Regions from separate parts of the Homo sapiens genome. Here regions 1 and 2 are each linked to region 3. Evidence: read pairs that join two places in POLR2A ChIA-PET (ENCODE). Cell type or tissue: HepG2. All regions are shown on one strand. Links, peaks and the distances in the headings refer to the core of each region. The heading gives the core; the rest is flanking DNA. Region 1 overlaps RANBP9 (RAN binding protein 9). Region 2 has its middle 26 kb from the start of SIRT5. Region 3 holds the start of LOC105374938 (a long non-coding RNA gene).

The links. ChIA-PET counts read pairs that join two places held together with the same protein. Peaks named below come from ENCODE experiments on the same cell type or tissue, not always from the same donor. Only the 100,000 strongest peaks of a DNase experiment are listed, where the experiment ranks them.
Region 1: POLR2A ChIA-PET joins it to region 3 with 6 read pairs; 10 of 35 experiments call an interaction of 5 or more read pairs at or near these places.
Region 2: POLR2A ChIA-PET joins it to region 3 with 6 read pairs; 4 of 35 experiments call an interaction of 5 or more read pairs at or near these places.

The regions. Positions count from the first base shown.
Region 1 is chr6:13,657,749-13,663,780 of GRCh38, forward strand. It overlaps RANBP9 (RAN binding protein 9), which reads right to left. Exons shown (of 14, transcript NM_005493.3): 3 at 1,032-1,084. Among named protein-coding and RNA genes, the nearest start is that of NOL7, 45 kb to the left of the region's middle. In HepG2, for the core only: no CTCF peak of the experiment used is centred there; a DNase peak (open chromatin) is centred at 3,263.
Region 2 is chr6:13,545,952-13,551,983 of GRCh38, forward strand. It overlaps the pseudogene RN7SKP204. Among named protein-coding and RNA genes, the nearest start is that of SIRT5, 26 kb to the right of the region's middle. In HepG2, for the core only: no CTCF peak of the experiment used is centred there; a DNase peak (open chromatin) is centred at 2,790.
Region 3 is chr6:13,602,695-13,608,726 of GRCh38, forward strand. All of the region lies in intron 9 of SIRT5 (sirtuin 5), which reads left to right. It overlaps LOC105374938 (a long non-coding RNA gene), which reads right to left and starts at 5,900. Exons shown (of 2, transcript XR_007059460.1): 1 at 3,737-5,900. In HepG2, for the core only: a CTCF peak has its summit at 3,106; DNase peaks (open chromatin) are centred at 1,657, 2,427 and 3,097; H3K4me3 peaks cover 324 bases.

The DNA of each region.
Region 1 (6,032 bases), core at 758-5,757, 55 kb after region 3:
TCATCATTAAGAGATTTTTACCTTATCAGTTACTTCTATAAGGAGTTTTCAAATAATAAAAACCTCAATTAAACCCTCTTTCAAGTATAATTTTAAGCAAAAGGGTACAAAACAAAGCATGTCAAGGTAACATATGTGATTACAATCAGATGCAACTACATTGTCTTGGTTTGTTTCTTTAAGGTACTTCATGTAGTTTGACATTGACAGTTTTGCCTTGTACTTCAAAAAGTCTCGCCAAAATTAATTTTTAATTTTAGCAAAGAGAGTATTAGAAGACATAATCCAAGAATCACTTCCTTCTCATAAGTGGTACTGGGAAACAGGTCTGGATCTCAATTCATCTCTTCCTTAGTTTACTTTAAGTATTAGTCGATATTCCCTGAATATTAAGATGGGTTAAAAGTCAAAAATGTGATGGGTAGCCAATATAACTAGCCACATTAAAATATTTAAAGTAGCTGATATTACTATGTACTAAAACTTAAAAATATAAAAATACAAAAAAAAGCATGATATATATACTATATGTTTTACTAAATAGTGTGAAATTTAAATTTATTAAAAACCGCTCAGCAGGCTGGGCATGGTGGCTCACGCCTGTAATCCTAACAGTTTGGGAGGCCGAGGCAGGTGGATCACCTGAGGTCAGGGGCTCGAGACCAGCCTGGCCAAAATGGCAAAACCCCATCTCTACTAAAAATACAAAAATTAGCCGGGCCTGGTGGCGCATGCCTGTGATCCCAGCTACTTGGGAGGCTGAGGGCAGGAAAACCGCTTGATCCCAGGAGGCAGAGGTTGCAGTGGGCCAAAACTGCGCCACTGCCCTCCAACCTGGGTGACACAGTGAGACTCTGTCTCAAAAACAAAACAAAACAAAAAAACCCCACTCAGCTTTCACTTAAAATTCATAATGATGATTAAAAACACAGAAAATCAGTATCTTTAAATATTACAATTTCTTACTTGAAAAATTTAACCAGAAAGAGCTACTCATAAGACATAATACTGTAATTCAATTACAAGTGTACCTGGTAGTCTATTCATGTTCACACCTTGAGCAGAAAGACCAATTCCCATGTAACTGTTGGCGGAGGTTGGGGGAGAGAAGAAAAGGACATTATTACAGTCATATATGTATAAATTACCAAACAGTCTCAAACAATATCAGAACCAAGCCCAAGTTGGAACTCCTAAGGTAGCAACAAAAATTTTATTACAATTTATTATGTAACAACAACGGGCAATATTAAGTACCAGTAATACTCAGACTTCACAGCAAACTCATATGGTAATAATTCATAAATACACACAAAGCATTAATATACAGCTATGCACTCTACTGACACCTATAAAAAATCTCGCCAACTTATTTACAGATAAATGTTTGGGATTAAGATTTCTCACAAAAAAAGCACAGAGGGATTGCAGAAGGAAAAAAAATGTTAAGGAAACAAATGTGTTTCCCAAGGGACACAGTACAAATTTAGACCCCACACACACACACATACACACACACACACACACACACACACACACACACACACGGAAATATGGATTCATATTTGGAAAAAATTTCAAACTCACATAAAAATATCTTAATAAAATTACCCCAAGGTATGTATTTTCTATACTAGCTTTCTAAAACTGAGCAAACTGACAAAATCTACCTAAACAGAGGGTTCTTTATTATCAATTTATAAAGTTAGAACAAAACAGTCTCCACACAATACACAAGGGAAGATTATTAAGGTATTCAATTATTTTTCAAGTGCTTATAAAACATTAACAACAAAACCTGATAAATATAGTTCAAAGGAAGAAAACATAACACAATACACTTGTAAGTATTAACACAAAAGGAAAAACAAAATAAAAAGCAAACTGAATCCAGTTTGTTAAAAGGCTAATTGCCCATTATTGTTATCAAGGTTTTAAATGGCATTTGATAAAATTCGGCCACCATTCCTAATAAGAACTCCAATAAAATAAGAATAAAAGGAAATTATTTAACTATGAGACTTTTCCCCCAAATACAGCAAGCAAGATATTCAACAGTAAAACACACTGAAGGCATTTCCACTAAAATCAAGAACAAAGAGATGCCTATAATTGTTAAATACTGTTTTAGGGGCTTTAGAAAGCTTAATAAAATAAGAAAACTAAATGACTAGCATAAATGTTAAAAGATATAAAAGTACCTTTATTTGTAGTTGGTATGATTATATACATAGAAAACCACAGAATCTACCAAAACCTTTTATAATTATTTAGGCATTCTGGCAAAGTGACTACATGTAAGAGGAACATTTTAATATTTCTTCTAGTATAGCCAGCTGGACAGCCACAATAACTACAGAAAACATAAAACAGGAATAAGGTTCTCAAGGAAGGCTCAAAATTACATATTAAAAGCTGTATATAAATGGATATAGTTAACTTCTGGATAACTGGAGAGCATAAAAATGGCAATCTTTCAGATAGGCACAGAGGCTCACACCTGGAATCCCAGCACTTTCAGAGACTGAAGCAGGAGGATCTTTTGAGCCCAAGAATTCAAGACCAGCCTGGGCAACATTGGGAAACCTTGTCTCAAAAAAAAACAAAACCATCAGTTGTGTGCGGTGGTGCACACCTGTGGTCCTAGCTATGTGGGGGACTGAGGTGGGAGGACTGCTTGACCCCAGGAGGTTGAGGCTGCAGTGAGACATGAATGATCACACCACTGCACTCCACCCTGAGTGATAGACCAGGACTCTTGTCACTCAGGCTGGAGGGCAAAAACAAAAAAAGGAGGACAACCTTTCTAAAATGATGTAGACACACATTTATACATTTCAAGACATATTCCAACAGAAGTTTTAAAACTGAGCAAAATTATTTCAAAGTTCATATGTAAAAATATATAATTTTGATCAAGACAAAATTTTAAAAAAGAAAACTCAGAGTTTTCCCTACTAGAAATTAAAACTCAGATTCACAAGAGCAATATTACTACTATGAGCATATGCCAAGTGAGACAAGAGTGACAAAACATTAAGAAACAACACATAGATGTCTAGTCAAGAAGGCTCATTAAGTTTGTATTTTGATTCAGCCCCTTTGCTAGAAGTACAATATAAAATGTTAAGTATTACTTTTTATTTAGAAAGGCTAAGTCACAAGAAGATGAGAAGAAACACAAGGCTGTGAATGGGGATATAAGCTGTGGACCTGCAAAGCTCTGAGTCTATGAGCACTCAATAGTGGCTCAAAGTTCCCCCTCCTCTGGGTAAACAAGGACTAAAAATGTTCCATAAGAGGAGTATTAGCTATGCTTACTGCTTAAAGCCAAAGGCTGGAATAGCCTTCTCCTCTTGAAAGGAAGCTAAGAATATACTGATATCCCCTGTTGCCTAAGCTAGAGCTTATTTGACATTGTGGTGTAGTTAAGGGGAAAGAGAGAGGAGAAACCTCTTAACCAGGATCTAAACCAGTTAGTTATTGAATGGATCCATGACAGAACCTGCAATACTCTCAATATCATGCTGAAGCAAGAACCCGGAAACTCTAATACAAACCTAGTTTTGGATTGGGAGGAATGAATTGAAAATCAAGTAAAAACTGTAAGAAAGAAAATAAGCATAGAAAAAGACAGATGGGCAAAATGAAGAAAAATGTTAAACTTCCCAATCAAAATAAGGCTGCAAGGACAAAATTCTAAAATATAATATCAACAAATGTGACACAACAGGCATGTGGGAAAAAAAATGAGAAAAAAAGAGAAAGACCAATAAAATAAATGGCTGGAACATGAATTCATTCTAGATGATATCACCCAATGGATAGTATGATTTTAAAAAAACATAAAAATAAGTATATTTAGGAATATACTAAAAGAAAAAAACATAATCACTAAGATATAAGGACAGTGGTGTACCAATATTTGCTGAGATAATTTAGATAGTAATTTTCCAGAATTGAAAAACATGTTGTTGAACTGAAAATACACACTACATACTGAGGAAGATAAAAATTAAGTCACACATAAGACACACTGTAGAATATCAATCACGGGCATAATCTTAAAAGCTACCAGAAAGAAAAGCAGATTACCTAGCAAGAAATGGCAATTAGACTGACTTCAGACTTCTCCCCAGCAACAACTGATGACGAAAAACAATGGCACAATATGTTCAAAGTATTGAAAGTAAAGTAACTGTCTACCTAGAACTTAGGTCCCAGGTAATGCAGCAAGAATGAGGGAAAAAATAAGATATTTTAAGACACATAAAAGCTAATGGTTTACTATACACAGACTGTCACAAAAGAACTATCTGACGACATACTTTAGCAGCAGGGAGACAAGTGAAAATAGAAGAAAAGCATGGACAAGGAAACAATCAGCACAGAAAATGACAAAATATATCACTAAAAGTCATTATCAATTTAAAAAATACTATTCAGAGTTTTAAAATCTATCATCCATACATAATGTGCTAGAACACAATTACCCGACATACAAAGGAACAAAAAATATCCATGCTCAAAAGAAAGCACAAACAGGGAATGGCCCTGAGACAATCCAGATGTGAGAATTAGCAGACAAAAAAATTTAAACCAGGTACTGTTACAATGCACAAGATGTAGGGAGAAATACTCTTGCTTTGAATGAAAAGAAATTCCAGAAAAGAAAAAGAATCAATAAAAAGGGACTACTATGGTCTGAATGCGTGTGTCCCCCAAAATTCTTATGTTGAAACCCGGTCCCTAATATGGTGGTATTATGAGATGGGGCCTCTGGGAGGTCATGAAGGCTCCACCCTCAGGAATGGGATTTTTGCCCTAATAAAAGAGGCGTGAGAAGGCTTGTTTGCCCCTTCTGCCATGTAAGGACACATAGGTGTTTTCTATGAAGCAGAGAGTTCTCACCAGAAACTGAATCTGCTGGAACCTTTTAAACTTGGGCTTTCAAGCCTCCAGAACTGTGAGCAATAAATGTATGCTGTTTATACAATAAATTACCCGGCCTAAGGTGTTTTGTTACTGCAGCCCAAACAAAAACAAGAACCAAACAGAAATTCTGGAGCTGAAAACTGTATGAAATAAATCTTTACTGATGTACTTAATGGCAGACTGAAGATGGCAAAACAAATAGTAACATGAAAACAGACCTTATCTGAAGGACAGAGAAAAAAAGGTAGGGGTATGGGGGGAAAGAGTCCTTGGAACAGTATCAAAATACATATAACCAATCCCAAGGAAAAAGAGAATAGGACAGAAAAGAAATTGAAAATAATTCCCCAAATTTGGTAAAAGACAAAAACGTATAGATTCAAGAAGCTCAGCAAACATTAATTAAATAAAAAGAAAACCACACCTAGGCACAAATCACAGCTGAACTGCTGAAAACTAACAAAAAAGAAAAAAAGTGCAGAAAACAGCTAGAGAAAAACGACATATTACTTTCACAGGAACACTGAGTTGAATTTCCACTGACTTATTAGAAAATATAAGGCCAGAAGACAGTGGAATGAAATCTTTAAAAGTGCTAAAAAGAAAAAAAACCCAAAAGCCTGCCAACACAAAATGTTATTTTCAAGAGAAATATTCTTAAGAATAAAAGTGAAACAAACACATTTTCAGATAAAAGAAAAACATAATGTGTTGCTAGCAAACCTACACTTAAAAAAATGCTCTTAATTTTCCTAAAACACGACTCTTTAAAGCAAAAATGGTAACATGTATTGTGTAGTTTATAACATACCATAGATGTAATACATATGACAATTACAGCAAGGACAGGAGGAAGTGATAAATGTAGAAATGCAAGTTTCTATATTTTACATAAAATGGTTCAATATTAATTCTCAACAGGTTATGAAAAAAGATACACAAAATCTAGAATGGCTAAAAATAGCAGAGACATAAAGGTCAGTAAATAAAAAGAAATTCTAATAATGTATCAAAACGATAACATATGATTACTAGATAGTGTTTAACCCAAGAACAAAAGATTGGTTTAACATTCAAAACCAATCAATGTATTTTTC
Region 2 (6,032 bases), core at 276-5,275, 57 kb before region 3:
ACAGTATCCTTTGATGCATTAACAGGATTAGATTCTGGATATATTCACTGACTTATTCAGCTTGTATTAATTGAGTGCCAGCTTTGTCCCAGGAGCTCTGGAGGCACTAGAGATTTAGCAGGGAAAAAGGCATGCTTGGTCTCAGGGTGAGAGAAAAGGAGGGTGGATAAAGGCATTTAGAAAATCCCTTTTTAACACTATAGCCTGCCTCCCATGGCTGAAATCTTGCTGCATAATCCTGTTTTCCATGTCAGAAGCAGAGAATTACCTTTCTCTTTGCCTTATTGGTGTTAACAAATTTCACTTCTCCCTAGGCAGAAAGATGGCTTGAGCCACTTGAGGCCCAGATCTTTGGTGATGTTGCAGAAGGCAATAAAGACCTAGCTTTTTTCTCTATGGAATACAGTGAGCCTCTGAAGAGGCCTGCACAATGGAGGAGCTCTAGAACTTAAATTTCATTTGCTTTAAAATAAATGTACTTCTGGGCTTCTGAGCCACTTTGAGAACATTTCTGAGGACAAAAATCAATGCTGCCTGCCAATATAGCCAACAGCTGCTGCAAAACAGCAGGGCCTGGTTTTGAAGGAAGGTAGGAGCAGGACCTCCCTGATCCACTGTGGTCTTCTCCTCCAAGGGGACCAACAGCATTCTTTTGACCGTAGATTTAATGGTTATGCCCAACAAGTTATTGGAGCAAAATGCTGGGGAAGGTAATGTAAACCAAAAATAAAATTCTAAGCCCTCCAACCATTTGAATGGACCCTTTTTCTCAGCCAAGGGCATTCTAAAGTTAACCTGAAAAACTAGTTGAGGCCATGACAGGAAGCGGGAGTTGGGCATGTCTCATTATTCCCTCCTCCCTTTTGTAATTCAGACACATCTGATCAACAGTAACATTAAAACACATCTTAAGGGTGATAGAAGAGACTCTAAGTCTGATAAGAAATGGTTACAATCTATTCTCTCTGAAGCCTCCTACCTGGAGGCTTCATCTGCATGATGAAACCTTGGTCTCCACCACCCCTTATCTTTACCCAGACATTCCCTTCTACGGATTCCAGGTCTTTAGATAATAACTCAACCAATTTCCAATGAGAAAATCTTTGAATCTGCCTATGACTGGAAGCCCCCACTTCCAGTTGTCCTGCCTTTCTGGACCAAACCAATGTACATCTTATATGTATTGATTGATGTCTTATGTCTCCCTAAAATGTATAAAACCAAGTTGTAGGCTGACTCCCTTGGGCACATGTTCTCAGGATCTCCTGACAGCTATGTCACAGGCCATTGATCACTCATATTTGGCTCATAATAAATCTCATCAAATATTTTACAGAGTTTAATTTTTTTCATCGACAGTAGGAGAGACAATCCTCTAACTCCATTTTTCTGGTACTGTGAAGAGGGATTTTTTTTCCCAAACAGTCTTGCCACACCTTCCTCATTGATTCTCAGGAAAGAGAATCAGCAAAGTGATGAATTTGATACAAGTAATCCCTTTGTGCCTTTTTCTTTGGGAAAATGATTTACACAGAAGTCATCGTCCCTTTTATATTTGGTTTAAGATCAAGCTCAAGATCTCCAAGTAAAGTTTTGTTGCTAATGAAAAATGTTGTGCAATTGAGGGAAATTTTATTTAACCACGCTGGAAGACTGAATTGTCTTTCTATTCTTTCTACATAAAATGATATTATAAAACCATTGTTTTGTGAAGGGGTAATCAAAAAGTATGCAGCCAAAATAATGTAGAGAGGATGTGAGGCCAATCTGGCTGCGACATCTGTCACCCCACTAATCGTCAGGGTTGATTCGGCTGATCTGGCTGGCTAGGTGGGTGTCCCCTTCCTCCCTTACCACTCTATGTGTGTCCCTCCTGAAGCTGCGCACTCGGTCGAAGAGGACAACCGTCCCTGATAGAGGAGGACCGGTCTTCAGTCAAGGGTATACAAGCAGCTGCGCTCCCCTGCTAGAACCTTCAAACAAGCTTTCAAAATAATGTAGAAGAGTGACAATATTTATTAATATGTATTTAATAAATATATTTTTTGGTTAAAAATAATATTAACATGTCAATTTCTAGATGAGCAGTATTTGTGGTCTTTGTCAGTTTTATAAAATCATAACTTGTTGTGATTTCTCTTTTCTTTTTTTGTTTTTTTTTTTTTTTGAGACAGAGTCTCGTTCTGTTGCCCAGGCTGGAGTGCAGTGGCACCGTCTCAGCTCACTGCAAGCTCTGCCTCCCGGGTTTACACCATTCTCCTGCTTCAGCCTCCCGAGTAGCTGGGACTACAGGCGCCCGCAACCTCACCCGGCTAATTTTTTGTATTTTTAGTAGAGACAGGGTTTCATCGTGTTAGCCAGGATGGTCTCAATCTCCTGACCTCATGATCCGCCAGCCTCGGCCTCCCAAAGTGCTGGGATTACAGGCGTGAGCCACCGTGCCCGGCTGTGACTTCTGTTTTCAATCTAAACAAATATTCACTTTCATATCTACTTTGATATTCATAATTTTGTTCTTAAAAGTTTCCCTCATATTGTATACACATCAGGCCTCACAAAACCTAGATCCATCCCCCCCACCCCCACATTAATCAAATTAACTCTGAGGTACTAAAAAGCTATAAATCTACTTCCTCTTCTATTTTCCATCCCAAATTAAGTTCATCATGTTGTTCAGTACAGCCTACCAAAGGTTGTGCAGTGAGCTCAAATGACATCATAATGACAATAAAATGCCAACAACACATGCCTCCTGTCATGAAGTCACCATGGATTCAAAGTTCAAAGATTAAAATCTCAAAGAAGTTAAAGTCCAGGAATTTTATGTTACAGTTCAAAGGAATTAATCCAATATGTTTACCCTTGTGAATTAAAGTGTAAAGTCCAAATCCCTTAGGTTAACTAAAAAAGAAACTAAAGGTGGCACACGCATGCTCTCCCAGCTATTTGGAAGGCTGAGAGGGGAGCATCACTTGAGCCCAGGATTTTGAAACCAGCCTGAGCAATAGAGTAAGAGTCTATCTCTAAAAAAAGGAAAGAAAGAAAGAGATATGGTTTGGATTTGTGTTCCCGCCCAAATCTCATGTCGAATTGCAATCCCCAGTGTTGGAGGAGGGGCCTGGTGGGATGTTGGAGGAGGGACCTGGTGGGATGTTGGAGGAGGGGCCTGGTGGGAGGTGATTGGATCATGGGGGTGAACTGACCCCTTGCTGCTCTCGTGATAATGAGTTAGTTCTCACTTGATCTGGTTGTTTAAAAGTGTGTAGCAGCACCTCCTCCTTCACTCTCTTCCTCCTGCTCCAGCCATGTCAGATGTGCCTGCTTCCCCTTTGCCTTCCACCACAATTGTAAGTTTCCTGAGGCTTCCCCAGCCTGCTTCCTGTACAGCCTGCAGAACTGTGAGCCAATTAAACCTCTTTTCTTTATAAATTACCCAGTCTTGGGTATTTCTTTATAGCAGTGCAAGAACAAACTAACACAGAAAGAAAAGAAATTAAAATCTTCCCCAATTTCTTCTACTCATTTCCCACCAGAGGGCTGTTGGTGACTGGGCAGATGGAGGTACTCCTCTAGAAGCCCAGCCTGGGACGATCATGTTCTTTCAGGATGCCCAAAACATCATTCATCCGATCACTTTTCAGAACATCTGAAGTGTTCACAAGAGGCAAGGCTATGGTGGCACTGGTCCTGTATCTATTAATTGGCAAAACAAAAACAAAAAACCAAGTCAGGCCCTGGCCCTTAGTTATCCAGGCAAAAATTATGATCTAGAAACCAATACCTTGGTGTTGCCAAAGACACTGATAGCTGAGTGGAGCAGGAGAAGGCAGAGAAAGTCTTGGTGTCGGCCACACCAGGCAAAAACTAGTTAATCCTAGTTATACAGGATCTATGACTTGTGCCCTTTAGCTTAATGGGGAGACTCTTCCTACCAAGAAATTAATGAGAGCACTCTATTTACCAATGGAGAGGGTTATTTACGTTTGTTGTTTCTTTTAAAGAATATTAAAGAGTAGCGTTCAAGGCATCCCTACTTTCTTACAAAGGTTAGAAATTTACAAACTGTCCCCCAATCATTGCATCTTATTCTTATCTTTTTTTTTTTTTTTTTCAGATGGAGTCTCGCACTGTCACCTGGGCTGGAGTGCAGTGGCACCATCTTGGCTTACTGCAACTTCCACCTCCCAGGTTCAAGCGATTCTCCTTGCCTCAGCCTCCCAAGTAGCTGGGATTACAGGTGCCCGCCACCACACCCAGCTAATTTTTTTGTATTTTTAGTAGAGATGGGGTTTCACTATGTTGGTCAGGCTGGTCTCGAACTCCTGACCTCGTGATCCGTCCACCTTGGCCTCCCAAAGTTCTGGTATTACAGACATGAGCCACTGCGCCCAGCCTTCTTATCTTTTTTGTTTTTTTCTCTGATATATTGAAAAACTCTAAAAACCTATTGTATTTCCCCTGTGAATATTAACCATTTAAAGCTAGTAGTTAATACATAAATACTCTGTATCATACATGGAATTCACCTGTGGTTTAAAGTTCTGACCTGCAGATCTGGCTGAAAAACACAATAAAAGCAGCAAATGATTGTTCCATCCATAATGACTAAAAGTCTGTATATAGAAAGATACTTTTCTTCATAATTTGGTGTTTCTCACCTTTGCTGCTCAATAGAATTACCTGGGAAACTTTGAAGAAACACTAAAACCTGGGCTCCACTCCAGAGAAATTAAATCAGAATTTGGAGATGGGGAGGGTGAAGTGGAGGGATATAATCATATGCTTAATAAGTTTCCCCAATCAATTTTAATGTACAGCCACATCTAAGAACCATAAGTCCTGCTGAGGCCTGCTGCAGCCACTGACTTCCTTATCTTTCACTATTCCTTGGTTTATTTCCTCATTTTGATAGAGAACATCCTCCAAGTAACCCTCTCAGAAAGGTGTGTGCATCAGATATAAATTTTTCTGAGTCCTTAAATGTCTAACTAAAATGTCTTTATTTGGTTCTTACTCTTGACTAGTAGTTTGCCTGTGCACAGAAGTTTATGTGGAAAATAATTATTCTTCAGAATTTTAAGGCATTGCTCAAGAATCCTGTGTTGTTCTTAGAGATTCTTCAAGAACCCTGCGGAGCTGTTGAGAAGCCTAATGCTATTGTAATTTTCATTAATTTGATTGTGACCTATTATTTTTTCTGGAAGGTTTTATAATCTTTATCTCTGGTGTTTTCAAATTATTCCTGGGGAGAGGGCGGGAATAAGGAGGGAGAGGGAATATGTGTTTACATATTGTGTTGGGAATATACTGGGCTGTTTTAGTCAGGAAGCTCATGTTAAACATTTAAAAAATTATTTCCTTATTAATTTCCTTTCCTTCATTTTCTCTGTGTTCACTTTCTGGAATGCCTACTAGTTGATCATTTGACCTCCTGAGTTGAGCTTTCAGATATTTTTTTTCTCTCTCAAATTTTCTTTTTGTCCATTTTTTTCTGAAAGATTTATTTGATTATTTTCAAACTTCATCATTAATTTTTATTTCAGCCAACATTCTTAATCTGTTTTTAATGCTATTTCAGTAAACATAACCATTTTTTTCTGGAAATATTGGAGTTGATTTTGACATTCATCTGGGAAAATAAATAAGCAAGAAAAGCCAGAGAAATTCTAAGAGGAAACACATTGAGAGAGGACAAGTCCTACCAGATATTAAAACACACAAAGCCTTAGTAATAAAAACAGTATGGTATTATGCATGAAAGACAGGCAGATCCATGGAGTAGAATAGAAGGCCCACAGAGAGATTCAACCTTACAGAGAAATTTAATATATGACAAAGGTGTCATCTCCAGTTCATGGAATAAAGACCAACTTTTTAGCAAAAGGTATTGGGGTAATTGGTCAGCCATTTGAAATAAGATAGAGCTAGATCCACACTTCACACCATATGGCCAGGTAGACTCAAAATGGATCAAAGATTTAAATGTAAGTAATTAAACTGCAAAATATATGAATATCTAATAAAAGAGAATA
Region 3 (6,032 bases), core at 359-5,358:
CAGTCTTTTTCAAGAAATAGTGCTGGATACCCACATGCAAAAGAATAAGCTTGGACCCCTCTGTCACACCATTACAAAAAATAACCCAAAATGGATCATAGACCTAAATGTAAGAGCTAAAAGTATAAAATGTCAAAAGAAAATGTAGGAGTAAATCTTTGTAACCTTGGGTTAAAGCTTTCTTAGATATGACACCAAAAGAGCAAGTAACATAAGAAAAATGGATAAATTGGACTTTATCAAAATTTAAAACTTCTGTATTCCAATGGGTACCATCGATTAAGTAAAAAGACAACCCACAGGCCGGGTGCGGTGGCTCACGCCTGTAATCCCAGCACTTTGGGAGGCCGAGGCAGGTGGATCATGAGGTCAGGAGATCGAGACCATCCTGGTTAACACGGTGAAACCCCGTCTCTACTAAAAATACAAAAAATTAGCCGGGCGTGGTGGTGGGCGTCTGTAGTCCCAGCTACTCGGGAGGCTGAGGCTGGAGAATGGCGTGAACCCGGGAGGTGGAGCTTGCAGTGAGCCGAGATCGCGCCACTGCACTCCAGCCTGGGCGACAGAGCCAGACTCCGTCTCAAAAAAAAAAAAAAAAAAAAGACAACCCATAGAATCGGAGAAAATATTTGTAAGTCTAATATTTGATATTTGATAAGGGATTTGTATCCAGGATATATAAAGAACTCTTACAACTATAAATAATAAAAAGACAATCCAATTAAAAACCAGGTCAAAATATTTGAAAAGACATTTCTCCAAATATATACACATGGCCAATAAGCATATTGAAATGATGTTCAGTAGCAAAACCACAGTGAGATACCACTTCACAGCCACAAGCGTGGCTATAATTTTTAAGATAAAGGAAAATCACAAGTGTTGGTGAGGAAATTGGAACCCTCATACATGGCTGATGAGAATGTACAATGGCGCAGTCATTTTAGAAAACAATGTGGCATTTAAATATAGGGTTACTATATGATCTAGCAATTCTACTCCTTGGTATATAGTCCTAGAAATGAAATCATACATCTACACAAAAATCTGTACACAAATGTTCATAGCAACTTGTTAATGGAAAAAGTAGAAACAACCCAAACGTCCATCGACTGAAGGATGAATAAATAAAATTTGGTATGTTTGTACAATGGACTATATTTTAGCCATAAAAAGAACGAGATATCCATACATGCTACTACATGGATGACCCTTGAAAACGTTATGCTAAGTGAAAGAAGCCAGTCATAAAAGACCATATATGGTATGACTTCATTTATACGAAATATCTAGAATAGGCAGATCAATAGAGAGAAGGTAGATGAGTGGTTGTTTTGGCTGGGAGTAGGGAGGAATTGGGAGTGGGTGCTAATGAGAACAAGTTTCTTTGAGGTTGTTAAAAATGCTCTAAAGTTGATTGTGGTGATGGTTGTATAATTCTGTGAATACACTAAAAGCCACTGAATTATATATTTGAAATAGGTGGATTGTATGTGAATCAAATCTCAATAAAGCTGTTAGATAAAAAGTTAAATGATCTTCTAACTTATCTCCTGAAAAATGCACATTGAGCCTCCGTCTGATTTGTGTTGTGGCACCTATGTGGAGCAGCTGGGCCACTTAGCATGACTAAGCGTAGTAATACCGGAGCTAGGCAGCTCAAGCCTCCTGTCTGTTTGAAAGACCATCAGAAAACTCGAAGAGTGGGACAGGATAAACTTTGTGAAGCAGGACCTGAGCTATGTCCCCAGTTTGGTTCTTCTAATGTGGTTTCTTTTCAGTCATTTGATCTCCATCTCATCTCTAATTATTATAAAGAATTAAAACAAGTCATCATTGTAGAAAAGCAAGAAAATGCAGATAGAGAAAAAGAAGAAAATAAAACTGGAGTATTTCCACAACCCAAGTTTAGAGTTGGCCCCCACCTCCCATGCCATGGACTGAGCAGCAGGGGCCCAGCATCCCTTGGATATGGTGGCTGTGTCTTCATGTGAAAGAAACTGAACTTGGTGGTTTTTCCTGCCAGTTCAGGAGAGATTCTTGGCATGTAATATATATCACTGCTCAAGTCAAGCCTCCTAAAACCACAGACCTGTTTCAGCTGCTACTTCAGCCAAAATTCTTCAGCTTCATATTGTCTTGAAAACCTATGATTGTCTCTAACAAACAGGCTACTTGCTAGTTAGAAATTCTTATCAATTTGGCAAGCTACTTATCAACCAGACTGACCACAAGAACTGTCATCTCATCAATGAAGGAGTAACTGATCAATGAAGCCAGCAATGCTTTTTTCTTGGCATCATCAAAGCTGACATTTAGAAGAGATGCTGGTGATAGTCATCTCATCCTACTCAATTTTTCAAAGGCAGAAACCAACCCTGGAGCAATTGAGAGGACTGTTTAAACACAGAGCTTAACAATGGCAGAATTGTATATCTCGTGCTTAACAGATTTTGGTTGAACTTTACCCTAGGTCAGGGGTCAGCAAACTACTGCCTGTGGGCCAAATTTGCCCACCACCTGTATCTGTAAATAAGGTTTCATTGGAACACAGCTGTGGCCATATGTTTGTATATTGTGTGTGGCTGCTTTTGCATTAGGATGACAGAGGTGAATAGTTGCAACAGAGACTGGCTGGTCTGCAAAGCCTAAAATATGTCCTGTGTGGCCCTTTACAGAAAAAGTTTTCTAACCCCTGCTCTAGGTTACGGAGAAAAAAAAAATGGAATAATGTTCTCTGCTACTTTTAACCTGATTTTCTTTGTTACCTAAATAGGCAGCTAGAATGCTGCCTATATTTTAATAAGGATTTGGATCTCACAAGACACCTTAGGCCTTACACAAGTTGTTCAGATTCTTTGCCCCAGTTCTAATCTAGTGACAAAGGCATAGAATTCTCCTCCCACAGGAATGTATTTCTATTTTCAAGGTGTTAATTAGTTCCAGTTTTGGTTTTGTCGTTTTCCCCATGTCCGATGCTTATATTGGATGATTTCTGATAAACCCTGACTATTCCAATAAACCCTAGGCATTTTTGAATTTAAACCTCAGTGTTTTGACTGTTACTCAACCCCAGGGGGCCTTGGCTTGTAGGATTTGTACATTCGCTGAGGCAAAAATGGGACTGTCGCTGCAGGGAGCTGGTGGCCAGGGCCTTCAAAGCACCTTTGGCCCACTGTGCCCTGCAGCCACTATGTTGTGCCCTGTTGATCTTTAAATTTCTCTAAATGTTGGAATTTAATTAAAGTCCACAAATATTTGTAAGTATCCACTATGTATCAGACACTTTTCTAAGTGCTTAAGATAGGATATATCAGTAAACAAAACAAATATCTACCAAGGAAAGATTATATTCTAGTGGTTGAGGCAGACAGGTAAGCAGTGAACATAAGGTACACATTCTACAGCACGTGAGCAGGTGCTAAGAGACTGCACAAAGTAAAGATGCACAAACCTCATTAAGAAGAGATTGGAGCAAAGACTTGAAGGAGGTGAAGGAGGCAGCCGAAGACATAATCTGGGATAAGAGCTTTTCAGACACTGGGACCACCTGGAGCAGAGGCCCCTCAGTGTGGCTGGAGTGGAGTGAGGAAGTCCCAGGAGAGGCGAGCAGTAAAGTAATGGAGTTGGGGGCTCTGGGGAGGGAAGACACCCAAGCTACCTGCTGTTGGAGTTTAGAAGTCTAAGGAATTGTTAGGTAGAAGAGTTTTATAGATTGTTGTGGTTATATAGTTACCTATCTAGGGTGTGAAGAGGTCACTGCTTTGAAGCGATAGTTGACCGTGTGTGTTAGGGAAGTCCAGCGCTCTCCCTGGCTGTGCTGTCAAGGGCGGGTAGGGAAGCCCTCCTAGTCCATGCAGTCAGGGCTTAGTTGGTCTGTTCATTCAAAAAGCCACTGAAAACAAGACTAATAGAAAAGGACACATACATACTTTAAACATTTTGATATAAAGCATAAATCTACCTTCATTTGCTTTTTGTTTGTTTTTTGTTTTGTTTTGTTTTAAGACAGAGTCTTGCTCTGTTGCCCAGGCTGGAGTGCAGTGGCGCAATCTTGGTTTACTGGAAACTTTGCCTCCCGGGCTCAAGCAGTCCTCCCACCTAAGCCTCCCGAGTAGCTGGGATTACAGGCGTGCACCACCACACCTGGCTAATTTTTGTATTTTTAGTAGAGACGGGATTTCACCATGTTGGTCAGACAGGTCTCAAACTCCTGGCCTCAAGAGATCCACCTGCCTTAGCCTCCCGAAGTGCTGGGATTACAGGCGTGAGCCAACACACTTGGCCTGCTTTTTTTTTTTTTTTTGGAATAGAGCTAAAGGCCTTTTGTTTGAGTAGGGATCTGCTGATTGGAGCTCACCTTTCTTGTCGTATCCATAATCTTCCTCGTGTTCCCCAAATACCCCTGAAGATACGAATGACTCCAGCCCTTATTTTATAAAACAAAACAGACAACCAGGAAAATCAGATCCCAAGGCCCCCACCTAGACTTCCTGAATCAGAATTTCTAGGGGGAAGATGCCTGTTTATCTGTGTAGTTAGCAAATGACCCAGGTAATTCTTACCAAGAAACCTTGGCAAACACTGGATTACAACTTCTGGTTTTTGATATTTGTCTGTTTTTTTTTTTTCTTTTAAAGGAGAGCAAGAACTTAGGAAAAGAAACATGTGAAGCAGTCTTCCCCCATCTTTTACACCTACACCTAATTTAACCAAATTATATTTAGTGACTCAGTATGTCTTTCCCAAGCATTCAACTAGTTTTCCTAGAAATAACTCTCTTAACAGCTCTATTTTTGCAGTTTATTACGTAATTTTAAATGCAGCAGGATGATTACATTAACCAATGCAAGTGGCGTGAGCAGATGTGCAGCTAACACTGTAGTCGTGGTTGTCCTACAACTGGTGGGGGCCAGCAGAGTGCACAGGTGTGCTAGAAAGAGGCTTTCAAACACTGTTCATGTTTGCCTTTCCCATTTTAAAAGTTGACATCTAAGGTTTTTTAAATCAAATATAGTTGGAGATGTGATTCCAAGTGCATTGGAAACACTGCCATTTTATTTATTTATTGATGTTTGAGACAGAGTCTGGCTCTGTTGCCCAGGCTGGACTGCAGTGGCACGATCTCGACTCACTGCAACCTCCGCCTCCCTGGTTCAAGCAATTCTCCTGCCTCAGCCTCCCAAGCAGCTAGGACTACAGGCGTGCGCCACCACACCCAGCTAATTTTTTGTATTTTTTTTTTAGTAGAGACGGGTTTTCACCACATTGCCCAGGCTGGTCTCAAACTACTGACATCAGGCAATCTGCCTAGCTCAAGCTCCTAAAAGTGCTGGGATTACAGGTGTGAGCCACTGTGCCTGGCTGAAACACTGACATTTTAAAATAAAAACTACCATATCATTGTTTAAAATGTATCCAGTCCAATCTGAATGTTATAACTATCTGGTACATACCACCATCCATTTACAAAATAAATATACAAGCCCTTCCTTAACAATTGGAAACTTTGCATTTTTTCTTTTCTCTTTGAACTTGTATTTCCATTCTATCACTACTACAGAATTTATACTAATGTAATATATTTTTATGCATGAAAATCTTTTACTGGCCAGGTACAATGGCTTATGCCTGTAATCCCAGCACTTTGGGAGGCTGAGGCTGGAGGATCACTTGAGGCCAGGAGTTCAGGACCAGCCTGGCCAACATGGCGAAACCCCATCTCTACTAAAAATACAAAAACTAGCCAGGCGTGGTGGTCCACACCTGTAATCCCGGCTACTTGGGAGGCTGAGGTGGGAGAATCCCTTGAGCCTGGGAGGCAGAAGTTGCAGTGAGCCAAGATCGTGCCACTGCACTCCGGCCTGGGTGACACAGTGAGACTCTGTCTTAAAAAAAAAAAAAAAGAGAGAGAGAAAGAAAATCTTTTACTGACTACCTATTATACTTCTACAGCAAAATATCATATGAATTATTTAATTTTTTCAATTTCCTTAAAATGTTAAAAAATGCTTTACTAAAACATCTTCTAG